Linked DNA regions of Mus musculus: region 1 is linked to region 2. Evidence: chromatin loops called from intact Hi-C (ENCODE). Cell type or tissue: left cerebral cortex. All regions are shown on one strand. Links, peaks and the distances in the headings refer to the core of each region. The heading gives the core; the rest is flanking DNA.

What was found. Peaks named below come from ENCODE experiments on the same cell type or tissue, not always from the same donor. Only the 100,000 strongest peaks of a DNase experiment are listed, where the experiment ranks them.
Region 1: a loop joins it to region 2, with 1.9 times the contacts of the local background. A loop is called at or near these places in 2 of 42 quality-filtered maps.

What each region holds. Positions count from the first base shown.
Region 1 is chr10:4,594,647-4,602,275 of GRCm38, reverse strand. No RefSeq gene overlaps it. Among named protein-coding and RNA genes, the nearest start is that of Esr1, 110 kb to the left of the region's middle. In left cerebral cortex, for the core only: a CTCF peak has its summit at 3,833 (motif pointing left); DNase peaks (open chromatin) are centred at 3,160 and 3,814.
Region 2 is chr10:4,991,046-4,998,674 of GRCm38, reverse strand. Esr1 (estrogen receptor 1 (alpha)) reads right to left here. Exons shown (of 9, transcript NM_001302531.1): 8 at 662-845. Among named protein-coding and RNA genes, the nearest start is that of Esr1, 280 kb to the right of the region's middle. In left cerebral cortex, for the core only: no CTCF peak of the experiment used is centred there; a DNase peak (open chromatin) is centred at 4,717.

The DNA.
Region 1 (7,629 bases), core at 1,136-6,135, 400 kb after region 2:
AGAGTTGCCCCAAACACCTGTATGGCAGTAGGCAACATAGCTTCTTTTTCTGTTACTGTGATAAATGTCCAAGCAAAAGCAACTTAATGAAGGAGTGATATGCTTAGGCTCAGTTTGAGATGGGGAAATCCTCATGAAGGGAATCTCCTCTGGAGGGGAAGTCCTCATGGAGGAAGTCCTCATGGAGGGGAAGTCCTCAGGGAGGAAGTCCTCATGGAGGGGAAGTCCTCAGGGAGGAAGTCCTCATGGAGGGGAAGTCCTCATGGAGGGGAAGTTCTCATGGAGGAAGTCCTCATGGAGGGGAAGTCCTCATGGAGGGGAAGTCCTCATGGAGGGGAAGTACTCATGGAGGGGAAGTCCTCATGGAGGAAGTCCTCATGGAGGGGAAGTCCTCATGGAGGGGAAGTCCTCATGGAGGGGAAGTCCTCATGGAGGAAGTCCCCATGGAGGGGAAGTCCCCATGGAGGGGAAGTCCTCATGGAGGGGAAGTCCTCATGGAGGAAGTCCTCTGGAGGGGAAGTCCTCATGGAGGAAGTCCTCATGGAGGAAGTCCTCATGGAGGGGAAGTCCTCTGCAGGGGAAGTCCTCATGGAGGAGGTCCTCATGGAGGGGAAGTCCTCATGGAGGGGAAGTCCTCATGGAGGGGAAGTCCTCTGCAGGGGAAGTCCTCATGGAGGAAATCCTCATGGAGGGGAAGTCCTCATGGAGGAAGTCCTCATGGAGGGGAAGTTCTCATGGAGGAAGTCCTCATGGAGGGGAAGTCCTCATGGAAGAAGTCCTCATGGAGGGGAAGTCCTCATGGAGGGGAAGTCCTCATGGAGGGGAAGTCCTCATGGAGGAAGTCCTCATGGAGGGGAAGTCCTCATGGAGGGGAAGTCCTCATGGAGGGGAAGTCCTCATGGAGGGGAAGTCCTCATGGAGGGGAAGTCCTCTGCAGAGGAAGTCCTCATGGAGGGAAGTCCTCTGCAGGGGAAGTCCTCATGGAGGGGAAGTCCTCATGGAGGCAAAGTCCTCATGGAGGGGAAGTCCTCGTGGAGGAGGTCCTCTTAGAGGGGAAGTGGCCATGAAGCAAAACATCATGAGGAGAAGAACAGACATCAGAGCTGGAAGCTTGGGTCACATTGTGTCTGCAGCCAGGAGGAAGAGACTTACCAGTGCTCAGGCTTAATTGGTTTCCTCTTTTCATTCAGTCTAGGATCCAAGCTCAGGAAATGGGGCCACACTCCCATAGGGCAGCTCTTCTCACCTCAGTGAATCTAACAGGATGATCCCTCACAGACTGACTCAGAGAGCAACCTAATGGAAATAAATCCCTTACAGGTGTGCCTGGAAGCTCGCCTCCTTAAGTGATTCCAGATCAGCTGGCTAGGCTCCTTCCCTGGAGGCATGCTGAAAATGGCTGCTCCTGAGGCTCTCAAGCCTGTCTGTACCCTTAAGGAGACTTACAAATGTCTAGAGCTAATTCATACCCTCACAGGTCCTGGTCTCTGAGGAGAGGCTGCGTATCAACATTTTTTAATCTCCATGAGATTCTACTGTACAGGGAGAGGTAAAAGTGATGGACCCAAATTCTTTTTAAATTTTATATTATTATTTATTTTATGTGTGGGAGCCTTGCCTATGTGTATGCCTATGCACCTGCATGAATGCTTGGTGCCTAAAGCAACCAGGAGGGGGCGTTGATCCCCCGGAACTGGAGTTAGAGATAGTTGTGAGCTGCCATATGGATGCTGTGCATCAAACATGGGTCTACTTGAAGAGTAGCCAGTGCTCCTAACCACTGAGCCCTCTTTCCAGTCCTGGACCCACCTCTTCTACCATTGCTAAAAACCTGTTCCATTGCATCCCATTCATACGCAATCAAAGCCGACCACAACATCACTGGCGCCTCATATGGCCATTTCCACATACTTACTTCCTGCCTTTTCTATTACGTTTGTTCTAGCTTATTCTTCTCGTTTTTTAACCTATTCAATAGTACAACTCAAGAGAATGTGTGAATTTTCCTTAGTCAAAAACAGCTAACTCCTAAGAATCAGTTCGGGCCCTTGAGAAAATAAAGCTGAGACAACTCGAGATTCCGGATTCACCCCAAACCCTCCTCCCTCTGAAGACTGTGTTAAAGAAATTATACCAGGTTTGCAGCACAAATCTATTATTGTCAATATGGACAAAGAGGCGAATAAACAAACCAAAGAGAAAAAAGAAAGGAAGGAAGGAAGGAAGGAAGGAAGCAAAAGAAAGAGTGAGCCATGTTCATTTCAAGCCACTGAGAAACACAGGCCAAAAGAAAAATAAAATCAGTCAACCTTTGCCAAGTCAGAAAGAACAAACCAGCAGGGCCTAGTGTTCTGTATTCGGCTTTTAAAGGGTATTTCAAACAATAGAGAACAAACACTGCGTAATCACACCAAAGGTTTACAAACAGCACAGCTGACTAATGCAACAAAGTCAGCCAACCAGTGGCTGTCCCTACAGAAACGCCACACCCTGTGCTGCACCTGTGACATGCCCTGCCACTGCTGGCACCAATTCAGGGAGCCTCTCCTGGCAGAGAAATATTCCTGTCTCCTGGCTAGTTCTCATCCTCATGTGGGAGACAGTCTTGAGACCTTGTAAGAAAGTACGAGAATTCCCACTTTCCAGGAAGGGAAATCAAGGCAGGAAGAGATTAATCCCTCTGTTAAGGAAGCAGAGGTTAAAATGTCTGGGTCTCCAGGAATACTAGGGACCAGCTGGATTCGTGGTATCATGGAAACCAAATGCTCCCCTCAAGAGACTCGGGGTTCGGAATTGCTTGTTCTGAAGCCTAGCTCGGACATCTCTTCTTTTGCAGAACTCTTCCCTGCTCTCTGCCTTTGGTTTTTCTTTCCTCATACTCTACACTCATTTCCAGGTTGTCTACAAAAAAAATCGAACATGGTTATAATTAGCCCCAGGGAAGTAGCCAAAAGCCTCTTTCTTCTCCTAGGAGTTGGGGGCATCCATGTGCCTTGAGGTAAACGACCATCTGCTAGGATTTGAGGATGTTCTTGATTACAGTCTCTCTAGTAATTTACATGAGTAGAGAGGGAAGATGGGGAGGGCTGCAAACCGGAGCTCTCCAGAACGCCTTCCCATGAGGGATGCTAAATTCAACGTGTGAGGGTGCCAAGTCAGGGGAGAGGAGGCTGCCCGTGTGTTGGCTCAGCTCATTAGCACGGTTTGAAGATACTTATGATGAGACCGCACGGGGCGCACGCTGTGTTGCCAGTAAGTAAACCGGAGCTAGAAGCTACACGTCTTAAGTGCTTGTGAAAAATCTTCCAGAAGATGGACTATGTCACCAGACCCTGATCCTCATCCAAGTGGTCCAAGTGTTCTCAATTTGGGTCAGTATTTGTTAATGGGAACGAGAGCCTCCTTAGCAAATCCTGGTCAAGAGAGATGGGTGGGTGGGCTTCCTCCAGTCTCAGTTCATTTGCAGCCACTGCCCTTAGAAGATCCAGCAGGATTGAAAGGTACAAAGGGAACGTTAGTGAAGTAGGGTCCGGCCATTTCTTTCTCTACTTTTATTTTAACCAGGCTCTTTGAGTACCTCCACATCTGTGTACTGTGTACTGTGTACTGTGTAGTCTGTACTTCTGTGTACTGTGTACTGTGTATTGTGCAGTCCTTCATCTCCTGCTCCCGGTACCTTCAGTCGTCTCTGGTGTTTCTTTCTTCCCTCCCTTCTCAGCTACAATTGAAGCCCTGATTCCTCTTCCTAAGTTATCGCCTCTCCACAGACACCGTGAAATCCAAGGACAGATGCTGGCCTTCCATTCCATAGACCTCGGTTGGCTCTCTGCTGCCCCCATCTGGTCCATACAAGAATTTCCTGTTGTGATCTTACCCTTTAAAATTTAGAGTCTGGATTTCTTTTGTTGTTGTTGTTTTTGGTGGTTTTTTTTTTTTTTTTTTTTTTTTTTTTTTTTTTTTTTTTTTCGAGACAGGGTTTCTCTGTATAGCCCTTTGAAAATCAGGCTGGCCTCGAACTCAGAAATCCGCCTGCCTCTGCCTCCCGAGTGCTGGGATTAAAGGCATGTGCCACCACCGCCCGGCTTAAGAGTCTGGATTTCTGAAGGCAATTTGAATGTTGCTAATTACTTCTCACTATAACTTTACTTAACTTACGGACCCCAAACTATTCTTTTTTTTTTTTTTTTTTTTTTTTTTTTTGAGACAGGGTTTCTCTGTATAGCTCTGGCTGTCCTGGAACTCACTCTGTAGACCAGGCTGGCCTCGAACTCAGAAATCCGCCTGCCTCTGCCTCCCGAGTGCTGGGATTAAAGGCGTGCGCCACCATGCCCGGCCCCCAAACTATTCTTAATGTATAATGACAAATTATACTACAAAGTTATGAGCTATATCAGGAAGCACCTTGTGGTTTTGTTCTGTTTTGTTTTGTTTTTAATAAGTGGAAAACAGTGGTATTCTAAGAATTTTTTTAAATCCTATAGGCTTTTTCAAATCACTAGAACATTAGAATCATTGGTACGCTTATCCTAGAGTCATAACATTCATATTTTCCTCTCGTTCTACTTCAAATACCCAATGGTGGTAATAAGACAGTTAGGGATGGATAACAGGGGAGAAGGAGGAAGACAGAAATTATCTGGAACTCCCCAGACACTTAGCAAACGTCTTAGAACACATCCCAGCATCTTAACCACAGCCCTAGCCATATAACCATTTGTTTTTGTTACTGTTCTATTGCCGTGACCAAGACAACTTATAACAGAAAGCATTTAATTGTGGGCTTGCTTACAGTTTCAGAGGGTGAGTCTACGGCCATCATGGCAGGGAGCATGGCAGCAGGCAGGCAGACATGGCCCTGGGGCAGTATCTGAGAGATCATATCTTAGCCACAAGACAGAAGCAACAGGAAGAGAAGACTGGGCCTGGCTTGTGCTTTTGAAACCTCAAAAGCCACCACACACACACACACACACACACACACACACACACACACACACGCACTCCGACACTCCTCCTCCAACAAAGCCACTCTTCCTGGCCCTTCCTAAACAGTCCTGGGAAACAGACCTTCGAATATAAGAGCGTGTGGGGTTCATCCATATCCAAGCCATCACATTCTACTCCCTGACCCCCAACAGGCTTATGGCCACATCATAATGCAAAGTGCCTCCCGTCCAGCATCAAAAGCTTCAATAGTTTTTCAAAGTCTCCACACTGTTTAAAAGTCCAAAGTCTCCTCTGTGACCCAAAGCTATCCTCTTCACTGTAAATATCTGTAAAACTAAAATGTGAATTCCATTCTTCCAACGGCACAGAATAGACATTACCATGCAAAATGGGGGGGGGGGGGAGGGAACGGTGAAGAAATGCAGGACCAAGGCAAGAGTGGAACCCAGTAAGGAAACCTCCAAATCCTGCATTGCCATGTCTGCAGTCAAAGAGCCCTTCAGATCTCCTATTCCTTGCAGATTTCTTAACTGCAGCACCCTCCTCTCCTGTGGGCTGATCCCACACCCTGCCTGTAGCAGTCGTTGGCAGGTATCCCAAGGTGCTGGCATCTCCAACATCTGGGGTTCTCCAACACAATCCAGACTTTATGTTCATCACTTCAGGAAATGGCTTCTCTAGGTTTCCTGTGGGAAGCCACATGTGCCGTTGCAGAGTGGCACTGACTACTGCTGGCCACCACGCATAAGTTTGGACAAACAACCAATGTGTACATATGCAGTAAAGTTTTTTGCAAAGACACTGCCTGGCCCGGGCATGATAATGAGGTTCTGTAAGGTACTGAGAGTATAACCAATCAGATGTGAGACATGCAAATGAGGTATGATAATGAGGTTCTGTAAGGTACTGAGAGTATAACCAATCAGATGTGAGACATGCAAATGAGGTATGATAATGAGGCTCTGTGAGGTACTGAGAGAGAGTAGCCAATCAGATGAGGAACATGCAAATGAGGCATAGTGCATAACCAATCCGGGTGTAAGACACACCTCTCCTAGACCTATAAAAGCAGCACCAGTTCTGGGCTTGGGGTCTTTTCGCCTCTACAATCAAGCTCTCCCAATAAACGTGTGCAGAAGGATCCTGTTGCAGCGTCGTTCTTCCTGGCCAGTCGAGCACGCGCAAGAGTTTCCATGCAGAAACTTCACAGGCTTGGCCTCAACAGCTCCCCTTAAGCAGGGACGAAGAGTCCACAGCCCTCTCTCTACTCCTGTATCTTTCTTGATAAAGCTAGAAAGTCGTGGCCAAAACTGACGTGTTCTTCTACTTGCTTGAGCTGGAATCTGACCCCTCCCTCCCTGAATCACATCTGCATCACTTTGACTTATTGGTGGTTTCCTTTCTGCAAGTTTTAGATGATCAGGGTGGGGCCCATGGCAGCGGGGAGGAGAGATTTACCTGGCAAGTCTCCCTAGAAATAATAAGTCACTAAAATTAACCTAAGAAATTGTAGGGAAGGCTGAGTAGCTCAGCTGCCATGGCAAGCAGGGAAGGCTTCTGAGGAACTGTCTTTGAAAATGAACCTGCACCCTAAGAGGATGTCAGTGGAGTCCTGTGTCACCCAGAAGGAGATCAGTGGCAAAGACCTTTTTTCCCCTCAGGCCCCAGCGTGAAACTAAAACCCTGGATACCCCTCCCACTTCCTTCACACTCAAAACCAGATTGCCTGACAACCTGGCCCAGCTGGCTTTGGGAGCCATGCAAACCCTAGATCCAAGGCTTCAGATGATGCACAGCAGGGTCAGGCAGGGTCAGGCTTTGGGTTGCTTTTAACATCCCCACTGACTGTAATTTAACTACTCTGTGCCTCAGTTTCCCAGCTAGGAGACTAAGAGCAGCCCCACTGAGGGCTACACCCAAGGAAAACAGAGTGAGAAGTAAAGTGAGACTATCAACTTCCAGTTTAGGAGCCTGTACTAAGACAACCTCTTCTCCACCTCTGTAAAAAGCCCCAGCCCTTTTCACTGCCCCATCTCCTCCCAGAGCATCACTGTACCATTCCCCTGAGACCCATTCTGTACCCCTGATCTGCCCCTGCATTCTTCTACACTGGAGGTAAAGGAAAACTGGTTATATTTCCAATGTACAACACAAGTGTTTGGAGATACACATGCACACATATACGCTCATACATATTGAATGATCACTATGTTAAGGCCATTTAAAATAGCTGTGGTCAGAACAGAAGTCAGCTGCCTCACCCCATAGTCTGCTGTCTCTGCCACCTTTTCATTATAAGCACGTGTTTCTTCGACAATCAAACTTTAGGGCCCCTCCAGACTGTTTTATCTTTGAGCCCTTTATCCTTTGCCCAAAAACGTATTTAATGACATTTACCTACTATATAAACATATGCATATAACACGATATGCCTATAGGCAAACACATCGATTCTTTTAAATTGGTCTTCCCCATGGCTCTGGAAAAGCAGGCTTCCTTCTGAAGTCACTCCTAAATGACCTTGCCACGGCTTATTGGAGTAGATCCGTGGGAATGTTTTTCTTTCTGTGGGAAGAGCTGGCTGCTGTCTTTATCTCCCTGCCCAACAGGATTGGTACCTCTGCATTTGCCCAAAGCCCATTCCAGGTCCTCTAAGAGCAATATCCCAGCTTATCACAGTGT
Region 2 (7,629 bases), core at 1,638-6,637:
AAGATAATCACAAAGGACTGTGTTACAAGGAATAACACAAACAAAGCAAAGGGTGGCATGCTTTAATTGAAAAGCAATAGGAAACCCCTGTAAAGATTAAGTAGGGAGAGAATATGATTTTGATTGATTTCAAAGTGAGCTCTCTGGGTGCTTCATTGGGATGCAATAGAAGAGACTGAGACTAAGGAGCACGTTAGGTGATAGGTTAGAGTAAGGACAAAGGAGGTCACAGGAAGGCTCCCATATCTTGGGATGCATCAATGTTGACTCTGCATGAGTTTTTTTCTAAGTCCAGGGCTCTATCATTCAGCATTCCCTGGTGTAGGTCAGTAGGGAGTATTGTCAGAACCATAACAGATGAGCCTGAAGCCGTGAGAGATTGCTTATGCTTGGCAATACCCTTTGATTGATATGCCTCTTTTCCTTGCATGTATTTCAAATCACCAGTGCGTATGCCTTCCTCGAGGGTACTCTCCCTGATGCTTATCTAATGCTTCATGCAGGTTCTCTACTCTCTCTTCTGTCCTCCTCTAGCCTTTTTGGTCAGACATTTTTCCAAAGTTACTTTGCCTACTCAGCGGCCTGCCCTGCTTTGGCTATCATACAGAGTTGGTTGGGTCTACATCGTTTATCTCTACTGCAGAACCCAGGGCTGCCTTACCTCATGTGCCGGATATGGGAAAGAATGAGAAGGAGCTGAGCTAGGCGGCGATGCTGCTGCTGCAGAGTCAGGCCAGCTTTGGCCATCAGGTGGATCAAAGTGTCTGTGATCTTGTCCAGGACACGGTGGATGTGGTCCTTCTCTTCCAGAGACTTCAAGGTGCTGGACAGAAACGTGTACACTCCTGAATACACAGGGAGAGAGAAAGATTCATAAAGGATATGGTCTTGGAGACAGAAACATTCCGGAGATGACATGATGGGCCAGGGAGCTTTCTCTGAGACCTCCACATCACTGAGAATTCAGTGGACATGTTTGACACATTTGACAAGAGATTATCATGAATATGCACATTTATCATGAATATGCACATCTTTCCACATCAAGAAGCCAGGATAGCCTCTTGTGTCTAATCCAAGATTCTCTAGAAAGGACTATTGATATTGCAGCCATAATGGTGGCATGATCATTCCTTCTTGGGTAGATTTAATGTCAACACGAACTGTTCATTCAATGCTGACCACAAACTCGAGAGGAAACCATCATTGCTTCCTTGGAGGGACAGAGAGATGTGCTACTTACAAAGAGAACATAAGTGGAATGATGGGATACTTAGACTGCACTCAGTATGCCAACTCCCATATCTGGTAACGATGGGCAGACAGTTCCCCAGGAAACACAAGACACACATTATAATATGCTTCACAAGCAGTTATGAATAATTGGCTAAGTGATTAGAAGGTAATTGCTTAAGGTGGAAGTTATTTTGCTTCTACATATATTTGCTTCCACTAACATAAGTCTACACATATTTCAGTCTTTACTGAAGAGTGTATGACATGGGTGTGGCTAGAAGACTTTAGGAACGGCTGTTTTTCCTGACAGGCAAGCATGTCTTCTCTTGACCTTCTATGGCCTCTGCAAAAGGCAGGCTGGGCAGAGCCGTTCATGTTGTTCATTTCACCTGACCAGTAGTAGTCCTGAGTTAGGGACTACTCTATGGAGAGAAGCAAGGAGGCCATGAGGAGCACTGAGGACTATGGGAAGGAATGCTGAGAATGATGGCAAGGCGGGAGGGAGCATGATGGTCTCAGCTCGTCTCTCAACTCCACTTGCCCTCTCTGGTGGAAATAAGCTCCTCTATTCTAACTACACAGCCTTACAGGGCACACATGATGCTGGATTACCACAGGGTTAGGATAACACAGCAGTGCGGTTTCATATTTTGTTATCACTCACTGACATAAATGCTTATGTTGTGGTAAGTGACAACCTGAGGGTTGAAAACAAAGAAAATATCTATCCTGAGGAGGAGTTCACAGGACACAACTGTAGTTGCCCAGAGTAGAAAATGGCCATGTTTAAAACAAACAAAAACAACAGAACAAGACTGGCCCAAATATTGGTTGGTGTGTATCTCAGGAGAATCTCAGAGCTTCTGGCACAGACAGGCACATTGATCCATAGTAGAAACTGCACTGAATACAAAGCAGGTAAGGGCTTAAGAAAGAAACTGTGCATAAATTATAACGTGAGTCCCAACCTTTATTTTTCTGACCTGTTGTTTTCTTAAATGCTCGTGTGTTCTCGTTTACCTTGGCAGATTATGTCCCACTTTTGACCATATTGCCTGTTTTCTGGACACTGAATACCAGACACTGCCCTGTACTAAGTTTGAACTCTATCTACTTTTTAATGTTATCCTCTTTTATTTCTTTAAAAACAAAAACCCAAAAGGTCATTTCTTTAATAGGAATTTTTTTATGTTACAAATACAATATACAATCACAAGGGGGATACTTTTTAAAATTGTAAAGGTCAAAAAAATAAACAGGACCAAAAGTTGGGGGATCATTATACGATATGCATTCTTGACATGCTTCTACTAGCAGCTTCCTGGTGGGCTGGTCAGGGTAGATTGAAGAGTCCATCCTTTTTGACTCATCCTGTTTCCTAATACAACTCAGTCCAACTTGGCTGAATTGTTGATGGGAGTTCTTACATTGTTCTCCAATAGCTACACGGGTGAGAACTGCATTAAATATCCACAGAAAAAGGCATGTTCAAGGTTCTGGTTTGTGTTGGGGATCTCAAACCCTCCTGGTAAAAACCCACTGCAGACTTTCTTAGTGCTGGGATCCAAGTGCAGAGATTTCTGTCTACTAAAGAGTTTTCCCCCTGAGCCCCATAACCCACTATCTCTTTTTAATTTATTTCTTAGCTTATTTTTTATCTTTATTTCATGAAGGTCTAATTGAATAAGGTGTGACTGTAGACTGTTGACAAATATTTCAACTCATAAAGCTATCATCCAGCTCAACGTGTGAAGCTTCTCAGGCCCAGAGTAATCCTGCCTTGCCTCATTCCAAGCTAATGAAGCCATTTGTCTTTACCCAGAATATCCACTCTTCTGCTCATGTCAGAAATCAGCATTGTGTATGAGAGTATAACCAGCCATTTATATGGGATGTATATTCTTATCCTTTTGCAAGTTACCACCAGGTTAATCTAGTGAATTGCTTCTACATTCTGAAGCTGTGATGGACCCTCACCCCTACTATAAAAAAATTAACAACTTCCTGCGTTTCACTGGATTTCTCTTTATCCCTCCATGCACTATAACATGTAACATTTGAAACCCAGTTTTTCCAGGAAGCTACAGATAAACCCTGAGGGTTGTCACCTCAGTTGATACCATGGTGCATTCCAGGGTCCACCTGAACTGTGTTCTTGTTCACAAGCTTATAGAGCCTTTTATTTTTATTAGATCACCATTTGAACTTCTTGAAAATCATGCACAAAAAATATGTTTCATACATATCATTTTTGAGGAATGAATGAATGAGTGAATGAGTGGATGAGTGGATGAATGAATGAATGAATGAATGAATTGCCCAAGAAACAAGAAATTGGTATAGGCTTTGTAGCCTGAATCTTGTGCTTCCATAGTGGGTGTTTTTCCTTATTGCTAGGCATTGCTAGTGTTAAAACTGTACTTTTAGATATTTCTTATGAATCCAGTATTACTGTAATGTATGTTCATTATAAAACTGTTAAGTTATATACACACATATAGTTATATATACACGTTGTTTCCTAAAAACTGTTACATTTTACACTTCTGCAGTGAAATTGACAAACAGCACATTTTTAAGAGTTGCTTTAAAAAGACAGAGAAATGCCTGGATTACGTTCTGCCTAGATTCCATGTGACAAAGATTCTGCCTAGATTCCGGTGTCAAAGAAAGAGGGAGTCCATCAGAAAATGAAGTAAGTGTCTAGTGGCCATGGGGTTAGCTCGAACATTGCAGGTGTCAGGGAGGTGTGCCTTGGTGGACCGGTGTCAGCACTGACCTCAGCTGAGCTCCCCATGGCTCTGCCTCTTATATTCTGTGTGTCATCACCGATATCACTGTCTTGTCTCCTAGAAGCCTTACCACAGAATGAATGGACTGAGAACCTGCCCAGACCCTAACCTCAGTTAGTCCAAACTGAGTGATGAAATTTTGAACTATGTCTTTTTCTGTTATGACCCAGGATACTGGTTTTATTCAACAGTAACCCCTTTCTTGTTCAAAAAATCTTAGAAAGTACCATCTAATAGCTTGGGGATTCGTGCCAAGGGAGGTAGCCCACATTGTCCCTTCCCTCTCTACTGTGCACTGTGTAACAAAACACACTTGTGGTGAACTTCAACAGAATCTATGGCCAGCACAGGTTTTTTTTTGGGGGGGGGAGCGGGGTAGTGGTTTGGTTTGGTTTGGTTGGCTTTGAATGCAAGAAAAAGACACAACAGTCTGACTCAGCGAGCCATTTTTTTCTTTTGGGCTGTCACCTCTGGGTTCTCTCATAGTGCACATGACTGTCTGGGTTCCTTCTTCCAGTAAGAAGCTATTGAGAACTTACTCTGTTATCTGGCAGGGATTCCAAGGTTTATATCCTTTGAGGAGTTAATATTTTAACAGACGATTCTGCCCAAGGAGAGAGAATCTTTTTAACGCCACCTCCCAGAATGGAGAACATCACTCTGAGTAAGCCTGTTTTTCTAGTCCTGCTTTGGCACCAGCTCAACTTATCATCTCATCCTTGTCAGCAGGCACTTCCTAGCTGTGCAAATATACATCGAAATAAAAATACAGCCCTGACCAAATGACAGTAACTGACAACAGCCACCATGATCCTTTTGGACTTTCCTGGCAACACACAGTCCCTGTTTGCTGCCTGATGCCTTTAAGGAGCTGTTTAAGAAGCAAAAGCCACCCAGAGTCCCAGAATGTTTCAGGTGCTCTGGCAACCACTGCTAACAAGCATGAGTACAACAAAGCTGCCAGTTTATCTGTGTCTCAGGCAGTTTCTGCCCTGTACCACACCATGATTTCCAGAAGCCAGGAGTCAGTGTGTAGAGAGTAAGGACCTTCAGAAAGACACAACAGGCCAGGCGCTTTGTAGTCTGTGCCAAACCCCAAAGGTGGGGAGTCTGTCTTGAAGCATAGTTAGCAAACCTTAACTTATCCTGCCACCACTGGGAGAGATAGGAAGACTCTGTAGGGGATTTAGTAAGAGGAGAGAATGACAGGGAAACCACAAGGACACCCTCAAGTGTAAGGGACTCTAGTATGTGTGTGTGTGCATGAGTGCATGTATGTATGTGTGTATGTGTGTATGTGTGCTTGTACTAATACATGTATGTACATATGTGTATATGTGTATTTATGTGTCTGTGTGAGAGAAACAAAGAAACATATGAACAGATACACAGAGACAGACAGACAGACAGACACACAGAGAGAGACCTACAGACAGACAGGGCAGACAGGGGTGTGAACTTATTTTTGCTTGAGACTGGACTTCATCCAGCTGCCTGGGATAGTCTTGAATTTACTCTGCTATCTAGACAAGCTGTAAACTTGGAAGCCTCCGGACTCAAACTTTTTAGTAGCTAGGACTATAAGACTACGATACCGGGGCTGCCTAGAGATCTTGAGATAATATGGCTTTTCTTCAGGCTCATGTGACCTCAACTATCCTTTATTCTACTGCAACACTCTTGCAGGTTCTCTTTACATCTGGGCCTCACAGGAACATTTTTTTTCCAGCTTCTTTCTACCCAACGGAATTGTTGAGAAGTTTAAGGAAGACTGAAGTACACCCATCCATGGATATACCCAGGAGGAAGCTGAAGCAATGGCTGGGCTCTTGGCCTCCTCTGACATAGACCTCACTGAGGAGGCTCCTCTGTGCTGAGCGCTGAGGCCTTGGGCTTACCAGCTGCTGGAGGGCAAATTCTTCCAGCAAGGCAATCTTAACTGTTGTTGTTGTTGTTGTTTCCCCAAAGGGAATAATGTAGTAGCTGACCTTGGGGAGGTTCTTCAATCTACAGCAGGTTGATATAAAAATGAAAAGAAGCAGGAATGATTTCAAAGGGAAACGATGATCAATAATACGAAGTCCAGAGTTGTAAGTCACCTGGACCAGAACTGACACTCAGCTTTGATCAGGAGAAAGTTGTAGTCTTCATGGCTGACTAAGTGATGTATCAGCACATGGGGGGTCACCACAGAGAAGTATCTCTACAAGCAATGTCTTTTCTCATTAGTGCCTTGGAGGCATATCACAATGTCATCAGTCCCAGTCAGGTCTCCGGTTCACTTTGATTGACATTTGTTTGAGGGGCAGTGCTGCTCCTGATGCAGTCTTTAGTCAGTATGGTGGTTTGAATGAGATGCTTCTGCCATGAGTCTTTGGCATTTGAATATGTGGTAAACATTTGGTGGTCCTGTTTGAGGAGGCTGAGGAGGTTGGTTTTGCTGGAGGAAATATATCACTGGGGGGCAAGCTTTGAGGTTTCAAAGACCACCGTGTATGGTTTCAGTTGCATCCTGTTTGCAGTTTAAGGTATGAACTCTCAACAACTGCTCCAGGCACCATAGGTGCCACCTGCTGTCTCTACCATGAACCCTAACCATCTGGAAACAAACTTTTCTATTGTTGTACAGCAACAGAAAAGCAACTAATAGGGACAGTTGTATTACACAGTAACATGGTTGCTGCTGTTATTTAGCAGGAAGAGTTATTCTAGATGTTCTACAAAGTACTGGACAGACAGTCCCAGGTACTAATGTTTCCCTCTATGCTGTACCTCTCTGGAAAGGCCTGTTACATGTATGTACTATAAATACAAATTTGAAGTAAAAAAGTTTTGAAAAGAGATCTGAGATTAACTGGCAGAACACTTGAATACCATATTTAAGATCTTGATTTTGGTCTGTATTTATAAACACAAACACACACACACATGCATGAGCATATACATGTCTCAAAAGATGTAGCATGCAGATGAGTTTATAGTGAAGAGAGTTATTAAGAATGTCTTCACCAGGGGGCTGGTGAGATGGCTCAGTGGGTAAGAGCACCCGACTGCTCTTCCAAAGGTCTGGAGTTCAAATCCCAGAAACCACATGGTGGCTCACAACCATCCATAATGAGATCTGACTCCCTCTTCTGGAGTGTCTGAAGACAGCTACAGTGTACTTACATATAATAAATAAATAAAAATAAAAATAAAAATAAAAATAAATTAAAAAAAAAAAGAAAGAATGTCTTCACCAGGGTAGAACCTCATGAAGATCCACCCTTGGCTGAGGAATTACTGGCAGTTAGGGGCTCCTGGTGATGGCAAAAGTAGTCATTATTTTAAACGTGATGTAGCTATGAATAAGCTGCCCATGTTCTAGTAAATAAGCCTGCATCCATGCCCACGTAAGAAACCCTAATTAAACTCAGTGAGTCATTAAAGAAGACATTAAAGCAAGAGGAGACTTCTGGGAAATAGAAGGTGTTGAGAGGAGATTGAAGGAGGAAATGGAAGAAGGAAGACTGGGCTAGATCAAAATATACTACACACATGTATAGAATTTTCAAAGAATAATTTGGATTTTTAAAAACAATATTTGAGCCATTATTTCAAC